2 separate regions of the Homo sapiens genome follow, and region 2 is linked to region 1. Evidence: read pairs that join two places in POLR2A ChIA-PET (ENCODE). Cell type or tissue: B cell. All regions are shown on one strand.

Region 1 (2,500 bases):
GTCTCTCTGTCCACAGCCTATCAGTTGCCTTCCCCCACCACAACCCTCTTCCAGCCCTTTTCTTCCCTGTAAGTCTCTCCGCACTCTTCCCCACACCCACCTCCACTCCAGCCCTGATTCTGGCCTCCCACAGCCCAGCGCAGACTGTCCGAAGCTCTGAAAAGGCTACGTTCTGGGCCTAAGTCTAAGAACTGGGTCTACAAGGTGTGTGTTGTAGGTGGGCAGCTTGGGCCTGGGAATGAGGTGGCTTGAGGGGCAGGGAGGGGGGCGCAGGGCTCTGCATACCGGATTTCCCATCCCTGTTTCAGATCCTTGGAGGTTTTGCCCCTGAGCACAAGGAGCCCACCCTGCCCTCGGACAGCCCACGGCACCTCCCTGAGCCAGAGGGGGGCCTCAAGTGTCTGATCCCAGAGGGTGCTGTTTGCAGAGGGGAGCTGCTGGGTTCAGGCTGCTTCGGTGTGGTGCACCGAGGGCTGTGGACGCTGCCCAGTGGCAAGAGTGTGAGTGTCCAGGGAGCCCGCTTCATCCAGGCCAGCTGCCCCCTCTGTTCTTCATGCCCGCAATGCCTAAAGGCGCTTCCCCCCACCTCCAGGTCCCAGTGGCTGTCAAGTCCCTCCGGGTAGGTCCCGAAGGCCCGATGGGCACAGAACTGGGGGACTTCCTGCGAGAGGTATCGGTCATGATGAACTTGGAGCACCCACACGTGCTGCGTCTGCACGGCCTTGTACTGGGCCAGCCTCTGCAGATGGTGAGCAGATCCAGCCGCTGGTTCCCGGGACAGCCGTGCGGCAGGAGCGTGGGCGGCCAGGGTCCAATGGGTCCGGCTCACGCGGCGCGGTGTTCCCTCCTGCAGGTGATGGAGCTGGCGCCACTGGGCTCCCTGCACGCGCGCCTAACGGCCCCGGCCCCGACACCCCCGCTGCTCGTGGCCCTGCTCTGCCTCTTCCTGCGGCAGCTGGCGGGAGCCATGGCGTACCTGGGGGCCCGCGGGCTGGTGCACCGAGACCTCGCTACGCGCAACCTACTGCTGGCGTCGCCGCGCACCATCAAGGTGGCTGACTTCGGGCTGGTGCGGCCTCTGGGCGGTGCCCGGGGCCGCTACGTCATGGGCGGGCCCCGCCCTATCCCCTACGCCTGGTGAGAGCGGGTCCGCGGGCGGTCGGGCTCTGAGCCGGGCGGATCCGGAGGGCAGCAGCCGAGGGAGATCGGAGGGGGCCGGGCTTCTGAGGGAGGCTTGGACCAGAAGGGTTATCCTCCTAGGCAAAGAGGACTTTTGTGAAAGATGGGTGCACTCGGGGGTGCTCCGTGGAGGGTGGGCCTCCAAGGAGCACGTGTCCCGCCCCTTTCAGCTCCACTTCCTTCGGCAGGTGTGCCCCAGAGAGCCTGCGCCACGGAGCCTTCTCGTCTGCCTCGGACGTGTGGATGTTTGGGGTGACGCTGTGGGAGATGTTCTCCGGGGGCGAGGAACCCTGGGCCGGGGTCCCACCGTACCTCATCCTGCAGCGGCTGGAGGACAGAGCCCGGCTGCCTAGGCCTCCCCTCTGCTCCAGGGCCCTCTACTCCCTCGCCTTGCGCTGCTGGGCCCCCCACCCTGCCGACCGGCCTAGCTTTTCCCACCTGGAGGGGCTGCTGCAAGAGGTGGGAACCCCCGACCTCACCAGATACACAGTCCCTCTTCCCTCCATTCGCTCTCCCAGGGTTCCATGCGAAGACTAACACATCTAGATGTCTGTGCTGGGCTCTGGGACTCAGCTCTGAGCAAAACAGATGCAGTCCCTACCTGCAGGGAGATCAGAGCCCTGGGGAGGCAGCTTGGGGCTACACAGATGCAGACTGAAAGGCTGGGGTCTGTGTCTGGGCCAGGAAAGGGGCATAGAGGAGACAGCACTCAGTTGCAGTCGTGTTGACACGCAGAGGAAGAGAAGGGCTCAGCGTGGGAGGGGAAAATAGAAATAATGAAGCCGCAGGCCGGGCGCGGTGGCTCACGTCTCTAATCCCAGCACTTTGGGAGGCGGAGGTGGGCAGATCACCTGAGGTCGGGAGTTCAAGACCAGCCTGACCAACATGGAGAAACCCCGTCTCTACTAAAAAATACAAAATTAGCTGGGTCTGGTGGTGCATGCCTGTAATCCCAGCTACTCGGGAGGCTGAGGCAGGAGAATCGCTTGAACCTGGGAGGCAGAGGTTGCGGTGAGCCGAGATCACACCATCGCACTCCAGCCTGGGCAAAAAGAGCGAACTCCGTCTCAAAAAAAAAAAAAAGAAGAAGAAGAAGAAGTAATGAGGCCACAGAGAGAGCAGGAGCTGTGTCATGGAGGGCTTTGCAAGGCGTGTTAAGCTAACACGTAGAGCACTTGACCTGTGCAGGACACTGCACTGTGCACTTTACATGGGCGCTTATGCAGATTCGCTCATTTAATGCTCTCAACCACTGGATGAGGTAATTATTATTAGTAGTATTTTATTTTGAGACAGTCTTGCTCTGTCACCCTAGCTGGAG
Region 2 (2,500 bases), 180 kb before region 1:
AGGAAGGCACAGGGTGAGGGGCTAGCCACCCAGACCACATGGCAGAAAGAAAGGTACAGACGGGAGGCCACGGGGACTGCCGATGGAGGAGCCTGCTCACCCTTTCCAATGTGATTTCCTCGTATTCCATCTCCCCCTCGGTCCCGTTCACCTGCAACTCCAGCACGGGACAGAAACACAAAAGCAGTGAGACAGACATTCCTGTCTGACCACCTGCCCGTCATCTGCTGCCCTCCCTTACTCCCTCCTTCCTTCTGCAATGGCCCCAGCCCCAAAATCTAAACAACTCACATATCCTGGGGCTTCTAGGGTATCTGTGTTGACAATCACTGGGGGAGAATTGGCCTGTTTGGGAAAACAAGAGACAAAAAGCAGCCTGAGCCTTGACTCGAGAGGGAGCCCATAACGGAGGGTCCCATCAGCGTGGCTACCCTTTCAGCCTCTTAGCCAAGCCCACTCCGCCACCCTGAGAGCTGCTCAAGGGCCCAGCCTCAATCCACATCACACACACGCACACGCGTGCACATGCGCACGCGCACACACACGCACAGATGCACACGCGCAAGGATCTAACTCTGCCCAGCCCGGGGCCCCCTGCATGTGGAAGGAGGTGTAGGAGAAGCGGGAAGGGAGACAGCCAGACGGAGAGGGGAGCAGCAGATGGCAAAGAGTGGGGAGAGGGGGGTAGGCTTGGGGGAAGGGAGCTTCTCACCGGATGTAACACCACAGGGTGTTACATGCCTTATGTGCTACACATGGACACCCCAGGGATCATGTCCACCGGGTCCTGGTCCCCATTTCCTGCCCCATCCCCCCAACCCCCCATATCTACCCAGATATTTTCATAACCCTCCCCTAGACTTGCCCCTCACTTTCACAGACATTTGCCCTAAACCCTGCACCCCGGGAATCCGGGGTTCCCCAGCTGCAGGCCCCTCCCTCGGTCTCACCAACCAGCCGTCCAATCCACCCCTTCCTCTAAGGACCGTGTTGCCTAGCAACGGTATCTAGGACCAGTCAAGACCCGGGGAGACCCACCTCCAGGAGGCCCTGTCGTCAGGACAACAGGGGGGTGGGGCGTGGCCTGGGGCCGACCAAACTCCTGAGCGCAGAAGGGATCCGCTAGCCCCGCCTCTCCTGCCCTGGGCCCCGCCCCACGTTAGCCAGGCCGAGAGGAGGCCGGGCTGAAGAGGTTTGTGGGCGCAGCGCATCCTGAATAACCTGCCTTCCTCGCTCCCCTACGCCCCTCACCCTACGCAGTGCAAAGGACGTCAGGAACTGGGAGTGGTGAAAGACATCCGGGTCCTATCCCGCTCATCTACTCCCTCCCCCCACTTCATTCGGGAAAGGGTTAAAGTGGGGCGTGCCCAGGTCCCTGACGTCAATCGCCTGGTCTCTAGACTCCCAGGCGGGGCCCGCTTTAGCCCGGTCCTAGGGGCTTCCCCAATTGCCAGGGCAACCGAAGCCACGTCTCTATGGCAATGGGGGGAGGCCGCCAAGAGCCTCCTTCCGGGGTCCCCAACCTACTTCCTCCTTAAAGAAACATGTATTTGCAGTCGCCCAAGCGCAAGGATTCCCCAGTCTCCTTCCCGCTCTCCCCGTCCAAAGGGGTCCCTCCCCTCTCCTACTGCTATTTCTCAAGCCTACAAACTACCGACCATTTTCAAGCTGTATCACAGATTTCACACCCATAAATCTATTAACACCACCCTCCAACCCTTCACATATCAGCAAATGCTGTTGTCCAACCAACAGTCACTGACTGCCAAAATCTCATCCACGTGTTCATCCCCCATCCCACAGCCCGTCCCCCATCCCACAGCCCGTCCCCCATCCCGCAGCCCGTCCCCCATCCCGCAGCCCGTCCCCCATCCCGCAGCCCGTCCCCCATCCCGCAGCCCGTCCTCCATCCCATAGCCCGTCCTCCATCCCATAGCCCATCCTCAATCCCCATCCCCATCCCTATCCTGGAACCTCCTTCCCAGCACACCCACCTTCATCCACTACGACATTCATTTGCTTCCCATCCCTATCTCTGCCCGCATCCCACATGCTCCATCTCCATCCCTGTCTCGCCCTTCAACATCCATCTTCCAACCCCAGCCTCCATTCTCCATCCGCTTCCCTGGCCCTGTCGCACCCTCCAGCCCCATCCCTTACCAATGTGGCCTCATCCTCCATCCCAATTTCTTTTTTTCCAGAGACAAGGTCTCGCTGTGTCACCCAGGCTGGAGTGCAGTGGTGTGATCATAGCTCACTGCGGCCTTGAACTCCTGGGCTCAAGCAGTCCTCCCACCTCAGCCTCCTGAGTAGCTACAGGCACATGCCACCCCACCCAGCTACTCCATCTCAATTTCTGATTCCCCAGAGAGTTTATCACCATTCTCCCTTACCCTACCTTCATACCCTCAAGATTATTCTCAAGTAACAATCTTACACTTCTCAATCAACTCCCCTCTCTTCTGAAAATTGGGGCTTCTCCTGTTCCCCAGGTGAGGCC

What was found. ChIA-PET counts read pairs that join two places held together with the same protein. Peaks named below come from ENCODE experiments on the same cell type or tissue, not always from the same donor. Only the 100,000 strongest peaks of a DNase experiment are listed, where the experiment ranks them.
Region 2: POLR2A ChIA-PET joins it to region 1 with 7 read pairs; 1 of 35 experiments calls an interaction of 5 or more read pairs at or near these places.

What each region holds. Positions count from the first base shown.
Region 1 is chr17:7,383,117-7,385,616 of GRCh38, forward strand. It overlaps TNK1 (tyrosine kinase non receptor 1), which reads left to right. Exons shown (of 13, transcript NM_003985.6): 3 at 134-204; 4 at 309-500; 5 at 593-748; 6 at 854-1,137; 7 at 1,368-1,638. Among named protein-coding and RNA genes, the nearest start is that of TNK1, 3.3 kb to the left of the region's middle. RefSeq lists a silencer at 1,037-1,296. In B cell, no CTCF peak of the experiment used is centred here; a DNase peak (open chromatin) is centred at 1,215; H3K4me3 peaks cover 1,302 bases; H3K27ac peaks cover 951 bases; H3K27me3 peaks cover 724 bases.
Region 2 is chr17:7,203,908-7,206,407 of GRCh38, forward strand. It overlaps DLG4 (discs large MAGUK scaffold protein 4), which reads right to left. Exons shown (of 20, transcript NM_001321075.3): 3 at 292-345; 4 at 101-160. Among named protein-coding and RNA genes, the nearest start is that of DLG4, 12 kb to the right of the region's middle. RefSeq lists an enhancer at 1,263-1,312. In B cell, no CTCF peak of the experiment used is centred here; DNase peaks (open chromatin) are centred at 1,294 and 1,364; H3K4me3 peaks cover 1,512 bases; H3K27ac peaks cover 2,429 bases.